Linked DNA regions of Homo sapiens: region 1 is linked to region 2. Evidence: chromatin loops called from intact Hi-C (ENCODE). Cell type or tissue: IMR-90. All regions are shown on one strand. Links, peaks and the distances in the headings refer to the core of each region. The heading gives the core; the rest is flanking DNA.

What was found. Peaks named below come from ENCODE experiments on the same cell type or tissue, not always from the same donor. Only the 100,000 strongest peaks of a DNase experiment are listed, where the experiment ranks them.
Region 1: it touches region 2 in a loop (2.1-fold over the local background); 2 of 110 quality-filtered maps call a loop at or near these places.

The regions. Positions count from the first base shown.
Region 1 is chr5:62,546,234-62,549,168 of GRCh38, forward strand. The region is part of intron 24 of IPO11 (importin 11); the gene reads left to right. Among named protein-coding and RNA genes, the nearest start is that of IPO11-LRRC70, 31 kb to the right of the region's middle. In IMR-90, for the core only: no CTCF peak of the experiment used is centred there; no DNase peak of the experiment used is centred there.
Region 2 is chr5:62,476,564-62,479,487 of GRCh38, forward strand. It overlaps IPO11 (importin 11), which reads left to right. Exons shown (of 30, transcript NM_016338.5): 9 at 120-190. Among named protein-coding and RNA genes, the nearest start is that of IPO11, 65 kb to the left of the region's middle. In IMR-90, for the core only: no CTCF peak of the experiment used is centred there; a DNase peak (open chromatin) is centred at 1,438.

The DNA of each region.
Region 1 (2,935 bases), core at 173-2,672, 70 kb after region 2:
GTGGCACATATACACCATGGAATACTATGCAGCCATAAAAAATGATGAGTTTATGTCCTTTGTAGGGACATGGATGAAGCTGGAAACCATCATTCTGAGCAAAGTATCGCAAGGATAGAACACCAAACACCACATGTTCTCACTCATAGATGGAAATTGAACAATGAGAATACTTGGACACAAGAAGGGGAACATCACACACTGGGGCCTGTCGTAGGGTTGGGGGAGTGGGGAGGGATAGCATTAGGAGATATACCTAATGTAAATGACGAGCTAATGGGTGCAGCACACCAACATGGCACATGTATACATATGTAACAAACCTGCACGTTGTGCACTTGTACCCTAGAACTTGAAGTATATAAAAAAAAAACCACACACACACAATCTGTTGCAGGTGTATTTCGAAAGGGAATGGGTTTAAACTAAAGTGCAAAAGTTCTTTTTGTAATAACAAAATGTTGTCAAAAAACAATTAGTAATAGGTAATTGGATGATTGAAGTACCACACCTTGTCCAGTTACACAGTGGAGTACTGTGCATTCCATTAAAAAGAAATGAAGAAAATCGCTATATGAGTTTGAGAATATAAGTAAGGAGCATTGTCTCTAGTTTTCTTCTGTTTAAAAAGTAGAAGGCAGTGGAAGAATAAACCAGGTAATTAAAGTAGCTATCTAGCAAAAAGAGGAGGAGAGGGTGAAACTAGATCTGTCAGGATGTATATCTGTTTTATATTTTAGAGTTTGGAACCATGTAGAGGTAAAGCATGATTTAGGGGGAAAAATAAAAACAATTCCTAAAGATACAAAAGAGACTGAAACATTTGAATCTAACTGTTACGATGTTGGTGGCACAGCTATTTGAGAAGAATATTTCAAGTCATTTTAATACATAGTATTTCACATGTACATCCCTGGTGGGATGTAACGTTACAAAAAAAGTAAGTTTGTAATTACATTCAGTAGTATTATTGTCATCAGTAATATTGGTATTGTTATTTTGAAACTCATATGTGTATATGAATAGTAGATAGAAATAAGGTTATAGGACCTGGCATTTTTCACTATAAGAGAAATAATATCGGACCATTTCATATGGATTTCCCACAGGCACCTCAAATTCGTCATGTCAGAGTGGAATGTCATCATTATTACTGACATCACAATTGTACCCATTTGACCAAACAGGAAAGCTAGAAGCAGTGAAAGACTTTTTCACCTTTGGTCCACTGTTCAGCTTTTCTATATGTTGCCAGTTCTAGTTCTGAATTTTCTCTTGATTCTGTCCCATACCCTCTGCACCCAAGTCTGATAATGGTATTTTTCTTTCAGAAACTCTCATCTTCTCTAGCTACGGTTCCAGACCTTTTAGACCACAAAAACTCTGTTTTATCCCTGAAATATTTGTGTATACGACTATGTTATTTATTTACTCAATCAGATACTGCTTTATGTGGGGATTATTTAATCCTTACATTAATTCTAAGTACTCCCTTGCCACAACCCCCTCCTCCCTGCTGCTAAATAAAACTGTAAAGATTCCTATGGATTGGGGCCAGCCACAGCTATGTATTATTACTATAAATTCTCTTCAAACCCTTTTGTTTTTAAAATTTTAACCAGAATTTTATATGACATAGTTTAGAGTCAACTAGATAGATATATAAGGTTTCTTAAAGAAAAAAACTGTAGACACCTGTCTTTCTGCCATTTTTCCTTGCTCAGAGACAACCACTTTTAGTGCTTGTAGCCAATTGATTCTTTTGTATCTATGTTCAGATCTGTAAATAACACCCCTGTGTTGTTCCTTCATGAGTTGTTAATTGTAGGCAGTATGTATTGATACTGCCTTTGCACTTCCTCTGTGCCTTCATCCTCCAAGTAATCAAAATTCAGTGTTTACGTCATGATTCCTCTATTTCTTCTTCAAAGCTGAGACATGTAGTCAGCTGTGATTACTTCTCCTTTTCTGTACAATCTTTTGTATTCTCTGGAAGTAATACTTACCTTTTTTTGGTATAATTTTTTTATGTTCACTAAACTGTCTGACAGATGTCCAATATGTTCAGACACATCAAGGATTCTGTTACTTTAATTTTCTTGAGGAAGTCTCTTCAGAGCCATGCTGACTCCCACCTTGGGGCTCTTTCTTTTCCAAGTTTGTAGCTGCTGCTGCTTGTTCCTGTTGTTATGAAATTTTAGAATGAGGTGCCGTAATGTAAGTTTATTTAAATGCATTCCATTGGGCACTGATGGGCTCTTATAGTCTGGAAGCAATCTCTTTTAGACTCTTTAGAGAAAATACACTCTCTTCGTTCTCCTGGATTGGGCATCAGTTGTCCAGATACTACAGAGTTGAAAATATCTAGCACTCTGTTTCTTAGACAGACTTTCAACCAGTCTTATTTTCTTTCTTCTTATTTTTAGCTTCCCCTTTCTCCTTCCCAAAAGTATAAGATTCTGCTACTTTCTGTGTTTTTTGGAGTGGAGAAGGGGAGAAGTTATATGAAGTAAATCTGGTTGCTTCTGTCAGCTTTCTCCTTTGACACCTTGGGATTCAGCTTTCTCTGACTTGAGTCAGTTTCCTCTTGAATTTCTTTCTTGCTTTCAGTGTTTGTTTCTCATTCCTCTTGTCTTTTTAAAATTATGCTCCCCCTCTTAAAATTTTTTTTCTGTAATTTTAGTAGGGTTTTAGATGGGAGTGAAATTATACATGTATTTAATAATGGGCAGGTGGTCTTACTTTCTACTCACAGATAAATACTGTCTGGTGATATCTGCCTCTGTGACTCTCTCGGTCTACTAGCTTATCTGTATATTTTCCATGTTTATCTTTTTTCCCAGATCTAGTTGTGTTTTTGTTTTTTGTTTTTTGTTTTTTCAAAAAAGTAAACTTGAGATAAAATTTTATTGTTTCAAATTTTATCTCCTCTTGC
Region 2 (2,924 bases), core at 1-2,500:
TGAATTCATAATGCAAAATATGCAAAAATAAAACCAGCAATATTATTTTTGTAAAAATTTTGATGTTGTCTTGGTTGTGAACTTATTAACTTCTAATATTTGAAATGTATTTTTAACAGGTAGAAGTATAGGTACAGATAATGTGTGTAGAGATAGACTGGAAAAGACCATCATTCTTTTTACTAAAGTGGTAAGTTTTTTAAAAACTTGTTTTCTCAAATATAATACACATATTCAGATTTACAAAGGAAAATGATATTTTTATAACCATACATTTTCACTTTAGTGTAAGGAAACCTATGTTCTGACTCCTTATAGGAAAGCTAAAAATTGCTTTTATATGTACTTTAGAATGCATATAATAATTAAATTTACATACCATGTGTCATAGTGTAAGTCACCTTGGTACATGAAAAATAAATTCTAATAAATATTAGAGTATTTGATTCCTCTAAAGCTCATTATTCTTTGACCCACTGGAGAAAGTGGAGATAAAGAAGATAGCAGTGCAGTTCAGCTAGAAGTAGATCAAATGTAGCAGACAGGAAGTCAGTATATTCAGAATGACCATCAGACTATCTTCGTCCATACTAAGCATCTTTTGAGTGGAATTATAGGGGGTGCGCTGTGGTAGGCAGTGTGTATAATTACATTTTATAAAACATTAACTTTTAATGATATTTTGGTCTTGAAGGATTGGGAGAAGTGCAAATAATTGGGTTACAGCAGTTAGAAAGACCTAGCTTGGGGACTGCTTGCACTAAAATAGGTACTTGAAGACAGGTGGGAACAACTAAATCTGTAATCTATTTCCCTTTTTAATTAAAGATTCAATAATAGGGTAGGGGTTGCTTATTCCCTGGGAGGGGAGTAAAGGAGCAGAAATGAGCTGTTTTTTATCTTTGTGTTTTAGGTAGTAATTACCTTTAGTTTCAGTTGTCTTCGTTTCTCTTGTTCCAAGTAGCCTCAACAACAGAAGTTCACCTAATCTTCCAAGATACATTATAAAATTGACTAAGATTCTCTGTTTAAAAAAACACAAAGCAAAGTAAAACAGGATGATGTGCTTAGTCAAAGAGGACTATACAGTATATATCACTGACACTTGCCTGCGGCTCTGCTGCCTCACAGTCCCTACTCACTATATCAGTTACATAAGTAAAATTTAAAAAGCATTATTTAGATGATCTGTTTTAGAAAACACATTTATTTAGCTGTGAGATTTTTCAGTTCTTTCAACTCTTTCTTAAGGTAATGACATGGATAGATGGTATCTGTAATTTATTCTACTTAACATGTTGGAAGCAATTTCATTTATGAAATTCATATTTATGATCTCTAAGACTTTATTAAAGCTTTTTAAATTAGAACATTTCAAAATAGAATAAAGTTACTATAAATAGAATTGAGTAACTTTGAGTCTTCATGACATCATCACTCAGCAACAATTATCAACATATGGCCACAGTCAGTCTTACTTTGTCTGTGTGCTGCTTTCCCCTCCCACCCTTGCTGGTTATTTTAAATCGAATCCCAGATATTATCTAGTATTACCTGTAAATATTTGAGTGCGTGTCTTTAAGTGGTAGGGTTGTTTTGTTTTGTGTGTGTGTATTTTCTGAGATGGGGTCTGACTCTGTCACCCACGCTGGAGTGCAGTGGTGTGATCTTGACTCACTGCAGCCTCTGCCTTGTGGGCTCAAGTGATCCTTCCACCTCAGCCTCCTAAGTAGCTGGGACCAGAGGCACATGCCACCACGCCCAGCTAAATTTTTGTATTTTTGGTAGAGATAGGGTTTTGCCATGTTGCCCAGGCTGGTCTCGAACTTCTGGGCTCAAGTGATCCACCCACTGCCACCTCCCAAAGTGCTGGGATTACAGGCGTGAGCCACCACACCTGGCCTGTTTTATTTTTTTTAAATAGGATCTTAACACAATTTTATATTTAAAAAATACTGATAGCTTCTTAATATCATTTAAATATCTAGTCAGATTTTAGATTTCTCTGATTGTGTCATGAATTTTTCTAGTTTGTTTGAATCAGGATTCAACTTGCATCAGCTCCCTTTCCATCTGTTCCAAAGTTATTTCCTTGCTGTTATTTCTTGAGGTAACAGGTAATTTTCTGTACTTTTTCATGTTTTGAATTTGATTGCTTGTGTCGCCACATGCTTTTTGTTAACATGTTCTTTAGTCTTCACACTTCTCCTCCCATATTTCTTATAAGTTGGTAGTTAGATGTAGAGGTTTAGTCACTTTCAGGCTTTTTTGTGGGGGATAGGGCAGGGATGGCAAGAATACATTATAAGTATTGTTCTGTATTGTATGACGTGCACACATGCAATGTGACACACAATGTCTGGTTGTCTCTTTTTCTCTTTTTTAAATTATACTTTAAGTTCTAGGGTACATGTGCACAATGTGCAGATTTGTTACATATGTATAATTGTGCCATGTTGATTGGCTGCACCAATTAACTTGTTATTTGCATTAGGTATTTCTCCTAATGCTATCCCTCCCCCATTCCACCACCCCACGGCAGGCCCCGGTGTGTGATGTTCCCCACCATGTGTCCAAGTGTTCTCATTGTTCGATTCCCACCTATGAGTGAGAATGTGCGGTGTTTGGTTTTCCGTCCTTGCGATAGTATGCTCAGAATGATGGTTTCCAGCTTCATCCATGTCCCTACAAAAGGACGTGAACTCATCCTTTTTTATGGCTGCATAGTATTGCATGGTGTATATGTGCCACATTTTCTTAATCCAGTCTATCGTTGATGGACATTTGGGTTGGTTCCAAGTCTTTGCTATTGTGAATAGCGCCACAATAAACATACGTGTGCCTGTGTCTTTATAGTAGCATGATTTATAATCCTTTGGGTATATAACCAGTAATGGGATGGCTGGGTCAAATGGTATTTCTAG